Linked DNA regions of Homo sapiens: region 2 is linked to region 1. The links are chromatin loops, found by intact Hi-C in ENCODE. Cell type or tissue: Calu3. All regions are shown on one strand. Links, peaks and the distances in the headings refer to the core of each region. The heading gives the core; the rest is flanking DNA. Region 1 overlaps LINC02015 (long intergenic non-protein coding RNA 2015). Region 2 overlaps TBL1XR1 (TBL1X/Y related 1).

Evidence for each region. Hi-C counts contacts between places; a loop is a spot of excess contacts. Peaks named below come from ENCODE experiments on the same cell type or tissue, not always from the same donor. Only the 100,000 strongest peaks of a DNase experiment are listed, where the experiment ranks them.
Region 2: it touches region 1 in a loop (4-fold over the local background); 1 of 110 quality-filtered maps calls a loop at or near these places.

The regions. Positions count from the first base shown.
Region 1 is chr3:177,822,831-177,825,749 of GRCh38, forward strand. All of the region lies in intron 1 of LINC02015 (long intergenic non-protein coding RNA 2015), which reads left to right. Among named protein-coding and RNA genes, the nearest start is that of LINC02015, 7.4 kb to the left of the region's middle. In Calu3, for the core only: no CTCF peak of the experiment used is centred there; a DNase peak (open chromatin) is centred at 1,441.
Region 2 is chr3:177,126,092-177,129,010 of GRCh38, forward strand. The region is part of intron 1 of TBL1XR1 (TBL1X/Y related 1); the gene reads right to left. It also overlaps the pseudogene RNU6-681P. Among named protein-coding and RNA genes, the nearest start is that of TBL1XR1, 70 kb to the right of the region's middle. In Calu3, for the core only: no CTCF peak of the experiment used is centred there; no DNase peak of the experiment used is centred there.

The sequences.
Region 1 (2,919 bases), core at 222-2,721:
AGAAACACACAGAAAGGTTCTTTTCCAACCAGAGGTCTTCACTCATTTCCTGCTTGTGGACTTGGCAAGTGGGGTCAAAACATCCATTACTGAGGCTGAATCTTAATTTAGAAGGTTATCACCAGAGTCAGCAAAATAATTATAAAAATACTTTCCAAATGCAAACTGCAATAGACATGCACAGTAACAGCTGAAAACAATATATACATCATAAAGCCTGTTTACAATGGAATTTTAAAAGGGTGAATGTTTGGTTTGTACTTGTTGAAAGCTTGTATAACTCACTCCTAGGATGGACCCGAAACTGTCTTCTCTCTGCAACTATTCTTTACATTAAAACCAAAAATAACAACAAAAAATTACGCTACAAGTCTTGATGTTCTGGCTCAGACACCAAATTCCCTATAAAACTAAAAGTGAAGGGTGAGGTGAGACAAAATTTTGGCTTAAAGAAACACCAGTTGAGAAATGAAAGAAAGTACTGCTCACTTTTCCCTTATTTCTTCTATGTAAATAAGTTTCCTCATACAATTTATATAGTATTGCTTTAAATATATGGGATCTTTAGAAATCATAGAATGTTAAAAATATCAATATGTGTAAATGGGTACTCACTTCACATAATAGGTACTCAATAAATATTAGCTACAAAAGATAAAAACAAACTATAAGACATCTTTGTAGAGACAATTTGCTCAACCTTCTTCTCTCTCCCTTTTTTTTTTTCTTTTTGAGATAGAATTTCACTCTTGTTGCCCAGGCTGGAGTGCAATGGCATGATCTTGGCTCACTGCAACCTCCGCCTCCCAGGTTCAAGTGATTCTCCTGCCTCAGCCCCCGAGTAGTTGGGATTACAGGCATGCACCATCATGCCCGGCTAATTTTGTATTTTTAGTAGAGACAGGGTTTCTCCATGTTGGCGAGACTGGTCTCGAACTCCCAGCCTCAGGTGATTGGCCCCCCTCGGCCTCGCAAAGTGCTGGGATTACAGGTGCGAGTCCCTGCACCCGACCAACCCTCCTATTTATAGCTGAAGAACTGAGGGCTAAGTGGTTGAAAGACTTGCACAGCTCCTACACTGGCCTGCTGAAAGCCAGGGCTGCAACGCATTTCTTCTCACAGGTTCAGAGACTCCTGTACCTCATCACTGTTACAGAACCTCTCTGGGCCTCAGTTCATCATTTGATAACAAGAGTAACTCAACCTGCCCAGGGGTTATCCATCAAAGGCAATCGAGGTTGCAAGAATTCCTTTAAAATTTTAATTTACAGTATAGCACCTTGCAGGTAGCAGGCACTCCATAAATCTCTGAGGAATGGAATTTGCTGAAGAACAGTGGCAAAGGCTAGCTCTGATTCATTCCCCAAAGCTCATGGTGCTTGTCCAAACTGTTTAATCAGGCTTATGCAACCAACTCCTCTGACCTTTATTACGGGGTGGGTGCAATCACATGCGCTGTGGGAGGAGGGGCAGGTGGCCTCGGCCTGATCAGGGAGCACTAGAATGGGGACAACATTTTCTATTGTTCAGAAACTAAAAGGACTCTGCTTGACCCCAGTGTAAGCCTTTCACTGCAGTAGTTGGGAGCCAAGCTTTCTCTTCCAACCTATCTGTCCTGGCGATCTTCATTTTCTCTGTTTTTTTCCTAAGACAGAAATATCAGCTAGAAGGCATTTCCCTCACTGGATTCATCCAGCCCTGATGTGAGAGTGCTGGGGGCAGACTGAGATCATGTGTGATGCCTGTCAGGCTGCCTGCCAGGCCATGTATATTGTTTTGGTGGACTGGCTTCTGCAGGAACATAGAGAAGACATGGGAATAGATTCTGAAAAGGGGGGTGGGGGACAGGAAAAAATGCCAAAAGCCCACTTAATACTGAAAAGTCTTACACTTCCAAGTCCTTGTTACTGCTGGCCAGAGAATGGGTTGTTGCCCTGTGTTTTTTTTTTTTTTTTTTTTTTTCCCCAGGAAAGCTGCCACGGCTTTTCTTTATTCAATAAGTACATGACTGCATTTGGTGAATTGTGTTTACACGTTCTGGTGAAATGAGATTTTAAAAAGAAAATGAATCAGGGAGTGTTTTTAAAGAGCACAGAGTGAGGAGAGGAGGTGGGGAGCGCTGCTGCCAGTCCTGTTCTGTTCTCTGCCTTTTGTCATCCTTCCCCCTCTGTATCTCTCTCCTCCATCTTCTCCTCCAAGGAATCACTATGCTCCTGGCAGGACATCCCTGGCGTCTGTCAGGGGAGAGAAGGAGGAGGAGAAATAGGAGAAGGAGAAGAGAAGAAAAAACAAAAGAGAAGAAAAGAACATCACAATTGACGTTGGAGAGTGATCTGTGCTAGGAGGAGTTCATCTCTGCACTTCCCCATTGGAATGACAGTCTCAACTTTACCCCAACTAGCCCCCCACCTTACATGAGCTGTAGGATCGACGTCGAATCTCTTGGCCTCTCTGAGCCTCAGTTTCCTCAGCTATTAGATGAGGATAATACCTGTACTGTTTTTGCCAGAGTGGTTGTAAGAAAGAAATGAGAAGCTTACGAAACCATAAAGCATGATGCCAGTCAAAAACATATAGTGATTTATATCTTAAAAAGATTTATTAGTCCTGGCACGGTGGCTCACACCTGTAATCCCAGCACTTTGGGAGGCCGAGGCGGGGAGATCACGAGGTCAGGAGATCGAGACCATCCTGGCTAACACGGTGAAACCCCATCTCTACTAAAAATACAAAAAATTAGCCAGGCCTGGGGGCACATGCCTGTAGTCCCAGCTACTCAGGAGGCTGAGGCAGGAGAATGGCTTGAACCTGGGAGGTGGTGGTTGCAGTGAGCCAAGATTGCACCAATGCACTCCAGCCTGGGTGACAGAGAGATACTCCGTCTCAAAAAAAAAAAATTATTAATATTCATTATTTATT
Region 2 (2,919 bases), core at 282-2,781, 700 kb before region 1:
TTTAACATATGTGCTGCCAAAGTGAGCATCAGTTACCGCATTTTTAAAAAGGTAGTCATTAAGTAGAAGTGGCTCTGTCAAAATAAGACCTGTTAAAGCACAGGGTGCTGAATCCCACACCACTTTCTGACTCAACGGCTAGATATGGGATTCAGCCAAGAATCTGCATTTCCAACAAGTTAGCAGGAGATGTTGATGCTGCCAAGGATCACACTTTGAGAACTACAATACTATGCTGAATCATCTAACACAACAATATTCTTTTTAAGACCAAAAAATGGTAATATTAATAATCCAATCATTTGTTAAACATCGGTTATGTAATAAAATTAAGATACATCAGAGAAGCTTTAAATCATCAGGACTTTCCCAGTGTTGTTTGCTCCAATTAGTACATCTTCTACTAATATGTCCATAAGATGCCTTTCAAGTCCTACATCCATGAAGCCTTCTGATTCCTCCAGCTAGAAATAACTGCTTATTCCTTTGAACCTAAGTCATCACTTGTAACACCCATAAAATACTGCCAACTTGTATTACTTGTTCAGCTATTCACATTCAAGACTTTCTCACCTACTAAACTAAGTTCCATGGTAGCCTACTAACAAGCATTTTCATATCCCTCAGAATTCTTGGCACTGGCTCTCCATAAATATTCAATAAATATGTCTTTAGCAAATAATTAAAATCAATATATCCTTGATTTCATCCCCCATTTTCAGCCAAAAAAAAAAAAAGGGCACAAGTCAAGCTTTTACAGAGAAATGCCCAAATCAAATCCTTTTCAAGTGACTGTACATAATGTACGGTTGTAATATTTAACCATCTAAGTTTAGGCTTAAGGAATAAGAGCATTAGAATGGCAGTTTTAGCAAAACCCAGTTTCAGCAAAAACAACATTCAGTTGGTGAACTAACCTACAGTTCTCTTCTCATAAAATGCGTTCAACAATACAAAAGTTTGATTGTTTTAAAGAGTAATCTGCCACAGATTATAATCAATGTGGAACCTGCTGCCCAAGTATAATTCTTTCCATAATGTATTATTACATTAAAAAACCCTTTGTGTTATTCTATGTATCTCAACATACTGCCACCTGACCTACATACAGAAGCTCAACTTGTATATCTAGTTCCCAAGTCCCTTGAGTCATTTCTTTTATGGTATCTCTAACATCATATAAAACAGCACAGAATTGCAACATCTTAAAAGTGTTTAAAATTATCTGTAATTCTCAGTATCATTAAAAATTCTTCTACGATATAACTCCTTCTACTATCCTTTCATCTGTCTGCCCTTTATAGAGTGTGAAGAAAAAAAGAACACAGGGGACCTAATGTTATTTATCTCCAAAACCTAAAAACACAGTATCTGGTATAGCAGGTGCTCAAGAAACACTTTGGATTGCAATCATTGTTGTTACTTGCTATCTTGTATACTATTCTTCACACAGCTCATTAGACTACTAGTATCAACATCTGGCAATTTAGGGAAGACCTGAGATCTATAACAGCTGCAGATCAAGTCCTAAGTACAAGAAAAGGGTATCAAACATGCAGTTCTATTTAATCTTCAATGGACCTGAAAGTTAGAAGAGACAAGGAAGAATTCACTGTCTGAAACACTATTGAGTCACTTTAAGGAGTTTGGGAGGTTTTTTGTTTAAACATATACCGGCAGTTCACATTTTGGATGGTAGTGTGGGAATGTAAAAATCACCAAGATTTGAAACTGAACAAGGTGATCTTAATCAGTGTGAATTGTTCCATTACTTTAAAAACTTGGTCAAGATATTAAAAACATTTACTATCAGTTATCAACGTATAATCAAAACATTGTAAAACGGGCCGGGCGCAGTGGCTCACGCCTGTAATCCCAGCACTTTGGGAGTCCGAAGCAAGCAGATCACTTGAGGTCAGGAGTTCGAGACCAGCCTGGCCAACATGGTGAAACCCCCATCTCTACTAAAATGCAAAAATTAGTTGGGCGTGGTGGTGCACACCTATAGTCCTGGCTACTCGGGAGGCTGAGGCAGGAGAATCACCTAGACCCAGGAGGTGGAGGCTGCAGTAAGCCAAGATCACACCACTGCACTTCAGCCTGGGTGACAGAACAAGACTCCGTCTCAGGAAAAAAAGACAAAAAAAAAATCATTCTTTTAGTACACTGTAATTTAAAACATTAGAACCGATGTGAACTGTTTTATTTCTTGGTAAATGGCTTATTGAGAACTTTGAATAGCAACTTTTGTTCTCATATAACTTATGACACAGAGAGCAAGCATCTTTTCTGCTTTTTTGGAGACAGGGTCTTTCTCTGTCATCCAGGCTGGAGTGCAGTGGCACAAACACAGCTCCCTGCAGCCTGGATCTCTCAAGCTCACGCGATCATCTCACCTCAGTCCCCCAAGTAGCTAGGACAACAGATGCATCCCACCACGCCTGGTTAATTTTTGTATTTTTAGTAGAGATGGGGTTTTGCCATGTTGCCCAGGCTGATTGAGAACTCCTGAGCTCAAGCAATCTGCCCCCGTCGTCCTCCGAAAGTGCTGGGATTACAGGCGTGAGCCACCGTGCCCAGCCTGAGCCACCAAACTTGGCCACTTATGACACAGAGCAAATATCTTTTCTATTTCTTGGGGAAATTTCTTGGGGCATTTTCACACAACTCTCTAAAGCTTCTAACATTTTATCCTTGAATGTTGAATGTCATGAAATATCTCTGATAGAGTTCCTTTATTGTGAAGTTTTTGGCCAGTGACACTTCCTATGAGGCCATCGTCTTTTTCATCACAGCCACTTTCCTCATTTATGTCCATAAATTCACCTTCACTAAGTTTCTCCAGCTGCAGATTCTCGCAACACTCTCCCCATCAGCTATTTCTTCTATAACTCCACTTACACGTGATTCAAATTTCAT